Regions from separate parts of the Homo sapiens genome. Here region 1 is linked to region 2. The links are chromatin contacts, found by Hi-C or POLR2A ChIA-PET in ENCODE. All regions are on one chromosome and are shown on one strand. Each heading gives the region's core, a stretch centred on a gene start or an enhancer-like site at or near the end of the contact. The rest is flanking DNA. Distances are from core to core; before and after follow the strand shown. Region 1 has its middle 14 kb from the start of METTL18. Region 2 overlaps SELP (selectin P).

Evidence for each region. Hi-C counts contacts between places; a loop is a spot of excess contacts on that map. ChIA-PET counts read pairs that join two places held with the same protein, here RNA polymerase II (POLR2A). Pooled maps may share reads with other maps.
Region 1: a loop to region 2 is called in a map of dorsolateral prefrontal cortex, with 2.4 times the contacts of the local background. The contact joins two enhancer-like sites. A Hi-C loop is called at or near these places in 11 of 168 maps with a recorded cell type or tissue (B cell, CD14-positive monocyte, CD4-positive, alpha-beta T cell and 7 more), 15 of 37 single-sample maps with no recorded cell type and 17 of 50 pooled maps. POLR2A ChIA-PET finds 5 or more read pairs at or near these places in 12 of 52 experiments (CD4-positive, alpha-beta T cell, CD4-positive, alpha-beta memory T cell, GM12878 and 7 more).

The regions. Positions count from the first base shown.
Region 1 is chr1:169,778,625-169,783,213 of GRCh38, forward strand. No RefSeq gene overlaps it. Among named protein-coding and RNA genes, the nearest start is that of METTL18, 14 kb to the right of the region's middle. RefSeq lists an enhancer at 3,382-3,883. Within about 2 kb of position 1,472, at least 3 of the 41 ENCODE cell types and tissues checked have a DNase peak (open chromatin) inside an H3K27ac peak, as active enhancers do.
Region 2 is chr1:169,602,200-169,606,758 of GRCh38, forward strand. SELP (selectin P) reads right to left here. Exons shown (of 17, transcript NM_003005.4): 10 at 827-1,012. Among named protein-coding and RNA genes, the nearest start is that of F5, 18 kb to the left of the region's middle. RefSeq lists an enhancer at 2,670-2,779. Within about 2 kb of position 2,637, at least 6 of the 41 ENCODE cell types and tissues checked have a DNase peak (open chromatin) inside an H3K27ac peak, as active enhancers do.

The DNA of each region.
Region 1 (4,589 bases), core at 222-2,721, 180 kb after region 2:
GTGTGTGTGTGTGTTTTTTTTTTTTTTTGGACAGAGTCTCACTCTGTTGCCCAGGCTAGACTGCAGTGGCATGATCTCAGCTCACTGCAACCTCCACCTCCTGGGTTCAAGCGATTCTCCTGCCTCAGCCTCCCGAGTAGCTGGGACTACAGGCATGCACCACCATGCCAGGCTAATTTTTTTGTATTTTCAGTAGAGACCAGGTTTCACCATGTTGGTCAGGCTGGTCTTGAACTCCTGACCTCAAATGATCTGCGCACCTGGACCTCCCAAAGTGCTGGGATTACAGACTTGAGCTACTGCGCCGGGCTATTTTGTGTTTTTAGTAAAGACGGGGTTTCACCATGTTGTCCAGGCTGGTCTCAAACTCCTGACCTCAAGTGATCCGCTCGCCTCAGGCCCTCAAAGTGCTGGGATTACAGGAGTGAGCCACCATGCCTGGCCATAAAACTGCCCTTTGTTAATATGACTGTTGGCCTGCACATTGTCAAATCCAGTGGCATTCATCTTACTCGGCCAACCTACGGCATTTGACACTGTCTGTCTTTCCTTCTGTTCCTCTATCTGTTTCCAGTATACTGGCCTGGCTTTCTTTTTACCTCTTTTATATGCTCTTCCAGTCTCAGGCTCCTTTGGGGATTTGAAGGTATGTTGCATTTTGCTATTCAATGAATAATGACAAGTAATGATCACTTAAGACATTAAGTGGTCAGTTCCTTTACTAGGATAAAAATAATTTTCTTCCCAACATGGGGCATATTCCATTTCCAGTCTGACTGTTCTGTGTAATCTTTGTATTCCTTGGCAGCCCCTTTTATATCAGTTCATCTACTGTGCAGGAAATTGGACAAACATTTGCACTGGTATAACCAAATACAGTTGAACTTTTGGCTTGACTCTTAGCTGAACTCACCAAAAATAATTTCTGTAAGAGACTGAGACGTCTACGAGTAGGTTTTTCAGAATTAGTAAACATAAATCAAGGATACACAGGTAGATTTGAATTTCAGATAAACAACAAATACTTTTTTAGTATGTCTACTGAAATATTTGTATCTTATCTGGCAATTCTACCTGGTACAGAACTAATCCATTCTCTTGAAAGATCTTGACTCTGTAATAAGTTCTTTGGTGATGGAAGGGAGGTATTTCTGTAATTAGAGTCACTGTCTTCCTCCCAGTTTTTTATCCTGGCCCAGATCTGCAATGAACACACGACAGAATCCAGGGGGGATGAAGATGGGTGCTTTGCAGGAAAAAAAAATTAAAAACATCTGAAAAAGCTTTTGTACTAAAAGAATGTGATCTAAAAAAGAAAGCAGGAGAACTTTCTGTCTGCACTTTACATCAGAACAACCTTGGCGTCTAGAAGCTGTGCCCTGTGGGAAGTGGTGGTGCTTGGTAAGAGATGCCAGGACCAGTGGTACCCACTGGGAGCACTGCCAATACCCAGCAAGGAGCATGGGTGCACAGTAAGGCATTGCACTGTGATTCAGCATAAAATAACAATAAGGGAACGTCACGGAGAAAAGGCCAGACTTCCTTTGTTTAGAATGTGGGAAATGTCTTCTGAAAAATGGTAGTAAAAAAGCATGCTTGGATGGTCCACTCCAGGCAAAACTGACTAATCGGGGGTCAGGGATACAACCCCTGCATCATATGTTTGTTTCTGTTGGGCTGACATGAGGTTCACTGTGACCACTGTGGTTTAACCCCATAGTCTCCTGGAAATACAGCCAGGTCAAGAGAGCTCCACATAAAACATAATCAAAAAAATAAACTCAAGTTTCCACTGATCAGCTTTTCACAACTCTTATCCTTTCACTAACTTTGGAGCAAGATTTGAGAATTGGATGGCTATTTGAGGGCTATTTCTGCGCTTTAGTTCAATGTTTTGTTCTTTCTTTATTAGAGAACTATGGTTTTTTATTATATTTACACTTTAAGTTCTAGGGTACATGTGCACAACGTGCAGATTTGTTACACAGGTATAAATGTGCCATGTTGGTTTGCTGCACCCATCAACTCGTCATTTACATTAGGTATTTCTCCTAATGCTATCCCTCCCCCAGTCCCCCACCCCCCGACAGGCCCTGGTGTGTGATGTTCCCCTTCCTGTGTCCAAGTGTTCTGTTTATGTGATAGATTACGTTTATTGATTTGTGTATGTTGAACCAGCCTTGCATCACAGTCACTTGCTTACAAGAAACAAACACTTCACAGATGGATCATTATGTGTGATAAGTGAAATCCAAGGATTTATGCTCAGAGGTGGGCTTAACAGGTAGGAAGAGCAGTATTTTCCTTCAACCATGAGTGTATGCAGGTTTTTCTTTTCTTTTTTGAGATGGAGTCTCACTCTTTTACCCAGGCTGGCGCGCAGTGGTGCGATCTTGGCTCACTGTAACCTCTGCCACCTGGGTTCAAGCAATTCTCCTGCCTCAGCCTCCCAAGTGGCTGGGATTACAGGCACCTGCCACTGTCTCCGGCTAATTTTTGTCTTTTTAGTAGAGATGGGGTTTCACCATCTTGGCCAGCCTTGTCTTGAACTCCTGACCTCATGAATCATCCTTCTCAGCCTCCCAAAGTGCTGGGATTACAGGCATGAGCCACTGCGCCCAGCCCACAGGTTTTTCAAAGACTAAACTTAAAAAAAAAAAAAAAATTTCCCAATGAAATATAAAACTAAAGTGCTAAACTGTGATAGACTGTTTTACAAGAATGCCAGTTTTCACAAGTGTCTATAGAACATGTAATTTAGATAGGTAAGATGAAATTTTGATAATATTTGATGGCAAATTTAAACAGGTATACAACAAAAATAAAATTCTAAGCCCCTCAACCAACTGAATGGACTCCTTCTCTCAGCCAAAGGAATACCAAAGTAAACCTGAAAAACTAGTTTTGGCCAGGATTGGGGGTAGGTGGGGGAAGCCCAACATGACTCATTATTCTCTCCTCCCTTTGGAATTCAGGCACAACTGAATGTCAGCATTGACACTAAAACACAGATCTTAAGACTGACAAGCCAGACTCTTTGTAGCAGAGAGCCAGGCCCTGGAAGAAATCAAGTTATTTTATCCCAAAAAATATTTCTTTGATATATTTTCAAATGGCCCTGCAAAGCTGTCTCTTGTGGGGAAAATTGACATGCTGTACAGAATTTCCTTCTCTTTCCAAGTTTTTACTGATCCAGGAGAGATTTAACTAAGAGGCTAGCATGTTTTTTTTTTTTTTTTTTTGAGGCGGAGTCTTGCTCTGTTGCCCAGGCTGGAGTGCAGTGGCGTGATCTCAGCTCACTGCAACCTTCGCCTCCCGGGTTCAAGCGATTCTCCTGCCTCAGCTTCCCGAGTAGCTGGGATTACAGATCCATGCCACTATGCCCAGCTAATTTTTGTATTTTTTGTAGAGACAGGGTTTCACCATGTTGGCCAGGCTAGTATTGAACTCCTGACCTCGTGATCCGCCCACCTCGGCCTCCCAAAGTGCTGGCATTACAGGCGTGAGCCACCGTGCCCAGCACAAGACATTTACCGTCTATTCTCTCTGAAGCTACTATCTAGAGGCTTCATCAACATAATAAGACCCTTGGTCTCCACAACTCCTTATCTTATCCTATTAGTTTCTACTGATTCCAGGTCTTTAGATAATAACAACTCTTTCAACCAATTGCCAATCAGAAAGTCTTTGAATCCACCTATGACTTAAAAGCCCCACTCCTTCAAGTTATCCCGCCTTTCTGGACTGAACCAATGTACACCTTATATGTGTTGATGGATATCTGCCTGTAACTTCCATTCCCCTAAAATGTATAACATCAAGCTGTAACCCAACCACCTTGGGCACATGTTTTCAGGAACTCATGAGACTGTGTTGCAGACCTTGGTCACTCATATTTGGCTCACAGTAAACTTCTTTAAATATTGTATAGAGTTTGGCTTTTTTCATTGACACAGGAAAAATAAAGAATTGGAAGGTCTTTCATCAGTCACTGAGCCAGCTTCATATCTGACTGAGGTCATACAGTTCAGTGATTTGTAGCTTTGCTACTTAGATTGCTATCCATTATCTAGAAGCATCAGGATCACGTGGGACCTATTGGAAATGCAGACTTTCCTCCTAGAACCCAGGACCTTGGAATATTCTTGGCACATAGTAGGTGCTCAATACATATTGAACTCCTAGGTGCAATTCATTAATTCATGAATTAATGAATTAACACGCTCTCAAAGTTTAGTGCTTTTTCACAGACTAGTCTTTCTGCCTCTTAAGCACTCAGCTCACCACGCTTCCAGTCTCACTCCCCTATTAGTCTGATTAAAATCTGCTTACATGTGAGTCTGAGATCAAGTGTTATCTCTTCTGAGAAGTCTTCCCTCACTGGCCCAAAGGAATTTCTCCTCTATTTTAGCACTGTCCCAGTTGACTTGTCATTATTCTAGTCTTTTTCATATTAGTTGTTTTTCATATATATGTTATTAAGGAAACTAGTCATTTCCCCTAATAGAACAAAATTGCTGGCCTTTGGGGTTGGCAATGGAGGGGAGGCTCTTCTTGAAAAGGGGGAAGAGTGTTCTCCTAATATTTTT
Region 2 (4,559 bases), core at 1,387-3,886:
CTGCTGCAGGGGGTATAAAGATGAAGAAGGCACAGCTCCTGCCTTCAAGAAGCTTATATTCAATATAGAAGTGGAGAGAGGAGGGAAGTGCACACATAGTTATGCTAGGGTTAAATCTCACCCATCCCTAAATAAGGTCTGTGGCTGGGATTTAGTAATGCTCAGTTGAAGGTGAATGTAGGAATGAAGAAATGAAGAATGTAGCTGAAGAAGACTCTGTAAGGAAGTAAAACTTTCAGTGACATAGAGCTGAGCCTTTTCACTTACTAACAGTGTGACCCTGGACGAGTTATTTAACCTCTTTAAGCTTGTGTCTCTTCCTTATCTATAAAATGAGATGATACTGCCTTTCCTTATTATTTTAGAATTGTGGTAAACAGGAATGCTATAATGACATGAAAGCACTTCCTGAAACTGTGCAATTTTTTTTTGAGACAGAGTCTCACTCTGTCACCAGGCTGGAGTGCAATGGCACAATCTCAGCTCACTGCAACCTCCACCTCCTGGGTTCAAGCGATTCTCCTGCCTCAGCCTCCCGAGTAGCTGGGACTACAGGCATGCACCACCATGCCCAGCTATTTTTTGTATTTTTAGTAGAAACGGGGTTTCACCATGTTGGCCAGGATGTTCTTGAAACTGTGGAATATTTAACTAAAGCTATTAAAATATTATTTAAAGAGAGGGAGAACTTTTTTATCTAGATTACCATTGTTGTGGAGAGTGTTGTTTGCTTCAGCTCAAGAACACTTTTATATAAATCCCTGATGATTCTCCATTCTCTGATGTCATCTTTAAAGCCATAAGAAAGGACAGACCCACAGCCTACCTTCACACATTGGTGGGGAGTCTGTCCAGCGTCCCGATCGAGTACAATCCAATCTTTCTGGTCCAGACAAAGAATATCCCTCGTCACAGATGAATTGACATGTGGATTTATAACTGGAACTTCCAAGAGGTTGAACACAGGTCATTGTTCCATTCTGAGGGCTTAGCAAAGGTGTGCAGGGAATGGCTATCATGGGCATGGCAGAGGAGAAAAGAAGAGATCATTTTATAATTCAGCAACCTGAACTCTGTAACTCTCTCTCTCTTTCTCCCTCTCTCTCTCTGTGTGTGTGTGTGTGTGTGTGTGTGTGTGTGTGTGTGTGTGATTAATATACAACGATGGTATTTGGCTAAAAGTGATTGTTTGAATTTCATGATGCTTCATCACCAGTTAGAGATTGTAGAGGTGTAAAATAGCAGCAGCTTACAGTTGATTGACATCCTGAAGTGCTCAATCACAAACAGCTTTAGAGGTGATTTTTAAAGGAAGCTGGTGCTCTGTTTGGGAGGATAGTGGTGCAACTCATTTTTGTTGCTTCTAGACAGGGGTGGAACTGGTTTCTCCCTTGATACCTTCTTCAGAAACACCCCAATGACCTTACCAGAAAACAATGACAAATGATTGGAAACACAGAAATGGAGGAAAATACTTTCTTCCCCCTTTCCCAACCAAGTGGTGGAATCTGCGCCCAAATTTTGGCTCTGTTACTTGCTAGCAATCTATCACTAGACAATAACCTTTCTGAGCCTCAGTTGCTTTATCTTCGAAATGGGAAAAAGGAAAATCCTTGCATATGTGCCACATTTTCTTAATCCAGTCCATCATTGTTGGACATTTGGGTTGGTTCCAAGTCTTTGCTATTTTGAATAGTGCCGCAATAAACATACCTGTGCATGTGTCTTGGTAGCAACATGATTTATAATCCTTTGGGTATATACCCAGTCATGGGATGGCTAGGTCAAATGGCATTTCTAGTTCCAGATCCCTGAGGAATTGCCACACTGACTTCCACCATGGTTGAACTAGTTTACAGTCCCACCAACAGTGTAAAAGTGTTCCTATTTCTCCACATCCTCTCCAGCACCTGTTGTTTCCTGACTTTTTAATGATCGCCATTCTAACTGGTGTGAGATGGTATCTCATTGTGGTTTTGATTTGCATTTCTCTGATGGCCAGTGATGATGAGCATTTTTTCATGTGTCTTTTGGCTGCATAAATGTCTTCTTTTGAGAAGTGTCTGTTCATATCCTTTGCCCACTTTTTGATGGGGTTGTTTGTTTTTTTCTTGTAAATTTGTTTGAGTTCATTGTAGATTCTGGATATTAGCCCTTTGTCAGATGAGTAGATTGCAAAAATGTTCTCCCATTCTGTAGGTTGCCTGTTCACTCTGATGGTAGTTTCTTTTGCTGTGCAGAAGCTCTTTAGTTTAATTAGATCCCATTTGTCAATTTTGGCTTTTATTGCCATTGCTTTTGGTGTTTTAGACATGAAGTCCTTGCTCCTAGGGTCATTTTTCAGCCACTGACTTAAACAGCATGAGGTTTCAAGAACACTTTCTACGCCTTTCTCTTCCCTTCATTCCTTCCCCTCTCTAGCTACATTCCTTTCAATCTGATCAACTTGTCCAAAGATCTGGTTCTTTTCTTCTAGTTGAAAAGTATTTCTGTAGTAAGTGTGTATGTGGGGCTGGAGAGGACACAACTCAAGAAGCCTATAAACTGCAAGGACTTATGGGGGAAAGGGTGTGGGTGAGGATGTTGGTACCACAGAACCCATTTCCAGCTCTTCTGTGGCTTTGCCTTCTGACAGCAGGGGTAGATGTGGAGGGGTGGGAGGACATTAAAAAGGGAAATTGTCTGATAACACTCTCTCAGAAGTATTACAACAGCGAGTGGATTGCACACTGCATGGTACCTTCCTGCCCAGCCCACATTTGGGTATTTCACTTGATGTGCACCCAGCAACAAGAGGAGAAAGTTCAGAGTAAATAAAGAACTAAAAGCAGAAGGGAACTGGAAGGTCACAGGAAGCCGTGGTGAGTGGCAACCTCCTTGCTGTGAAACACCCAGAGGCAGGACAGTATGGAGCAATGAACTGTAATCTGTGCCCTGCACCACCCAGGCTTGCCTGTAAGAGTTTCAATCACTGTGATCACTGTCCTCAGGGATTCCCAGTTCTTCCCACAACTTCCCCAAAGTTGTGTGGACTTTGTGATATGTCCAGACTTCAACGTAGCCAGGATGAGCACTTAAGGGGCAAGGTCACAGCCCCGCCCTGTTCTCTCCAGACCCAGCTCTGAAGGTGCACCCAACCCTAAGTCCAGGGGCTTGCCATCCTCTCTGGTGCCTGGCGATGAAGGACATTCAATTCTGCTGTTTGCTTGTCCATTTGTTCATTCATTCATTCATTCATTCATTCATTCATTTACTGTTGACCTAGCTTAACAATGGGGTGTGTGTGTGGGGGGTGTGTGTGTGTGTATGTGATTATGCTTTTGTGTGACCTGAATAGTGAGTGGTTTCCTTTTAGTAAAAAATATGTATCTGCCCACTTTCACTCAAATGTTGAAAGTCTATACAAAGTGAAAGGTATGGCAAATAATGTAGAACTGTCTAGTCTTTTACCCATTCAACTTTATTGTTAAAATTGTATATACATCATAAAAATATTAATTGCATAGGAGGAAAAGCGGAGAAAATATTGGAAGAATTCATACCAGAAGCCTAACAGTGTCTATTTTAGGATAGGAGTATTTAAGAGGATATTTCTTCATTTCTTTATTATATTTCTGCAGATTTTTATAAATGAAAATCTTGCGTTTAAAAAGCAGCATTGTCTATAAAAGTTAACTAAGGAATTGGATACATTGAGGGGGAAAAAGCTTGGGGAATATAAAAAATATACGTCTATCCTTCAATTCACAAACATGGATGACTAGAACCCGTTCAAGTTCATACAAGATGTTGCAATACTGACAGAGCACACTGGCTTGTTAAATATCAAGTACAAGGCCGGGAGCAGTGGCTCACACCTGTAATACCAGCACTGTGGGAGGCCGAGTCAGGCAGATCACCTGAGGTCAGGAGTTTGAGACCAGCCTAGCTAAGATGGTGAAACCTCATCTCTACCAAAAATACAAAAATTAGCTGGGTGCAGTGGTGGGCACCTGTAGTCCCAGCTACTCGGGAAGCTGAGACAGGAGAATTGCTTGAACCCGGGAGGCGGAGGTTGCAGTGGGCCGAGATTGTGCCATTACACTCCAGCCTGGGCGACAGAGTGAGACTCCGTCTCAAAAAATGTATGTATATCAAGTACAATGCAGATAGAATGTTTATACTGAATCCACACATTTCTTTCTTCTGAGAATCCCGTAACCTCCAGTATACAGATTAGTTTTTCTCTTTTTTCTATCACTCTTCACCTTATTCTAAGTCTATTTCTCCAATTTTATACAGATCTTGGAGTGTTTGCAACTGGGTACTTGTAAATTCTGCCCCTCCCATTTTACCATTATACCCTGTGGTTCCTAGAAGTGCCAGACCAGCCTTGGGACAACCACTCTGAAGCAATTTTTTTCCCACCTGGTCTTCTTTCCAGATGCCATGTTTGGCCAGGTGAGAAGAGTTTACCTGGTTTGTGGCAGGAGCCTTCAGGTCTGGGTAAAGACCCTGATAAGGAGTTAGCAAGGGCCATGCCCTACTGTCTATGGCCAGACATCCTGACACTTGTGTAA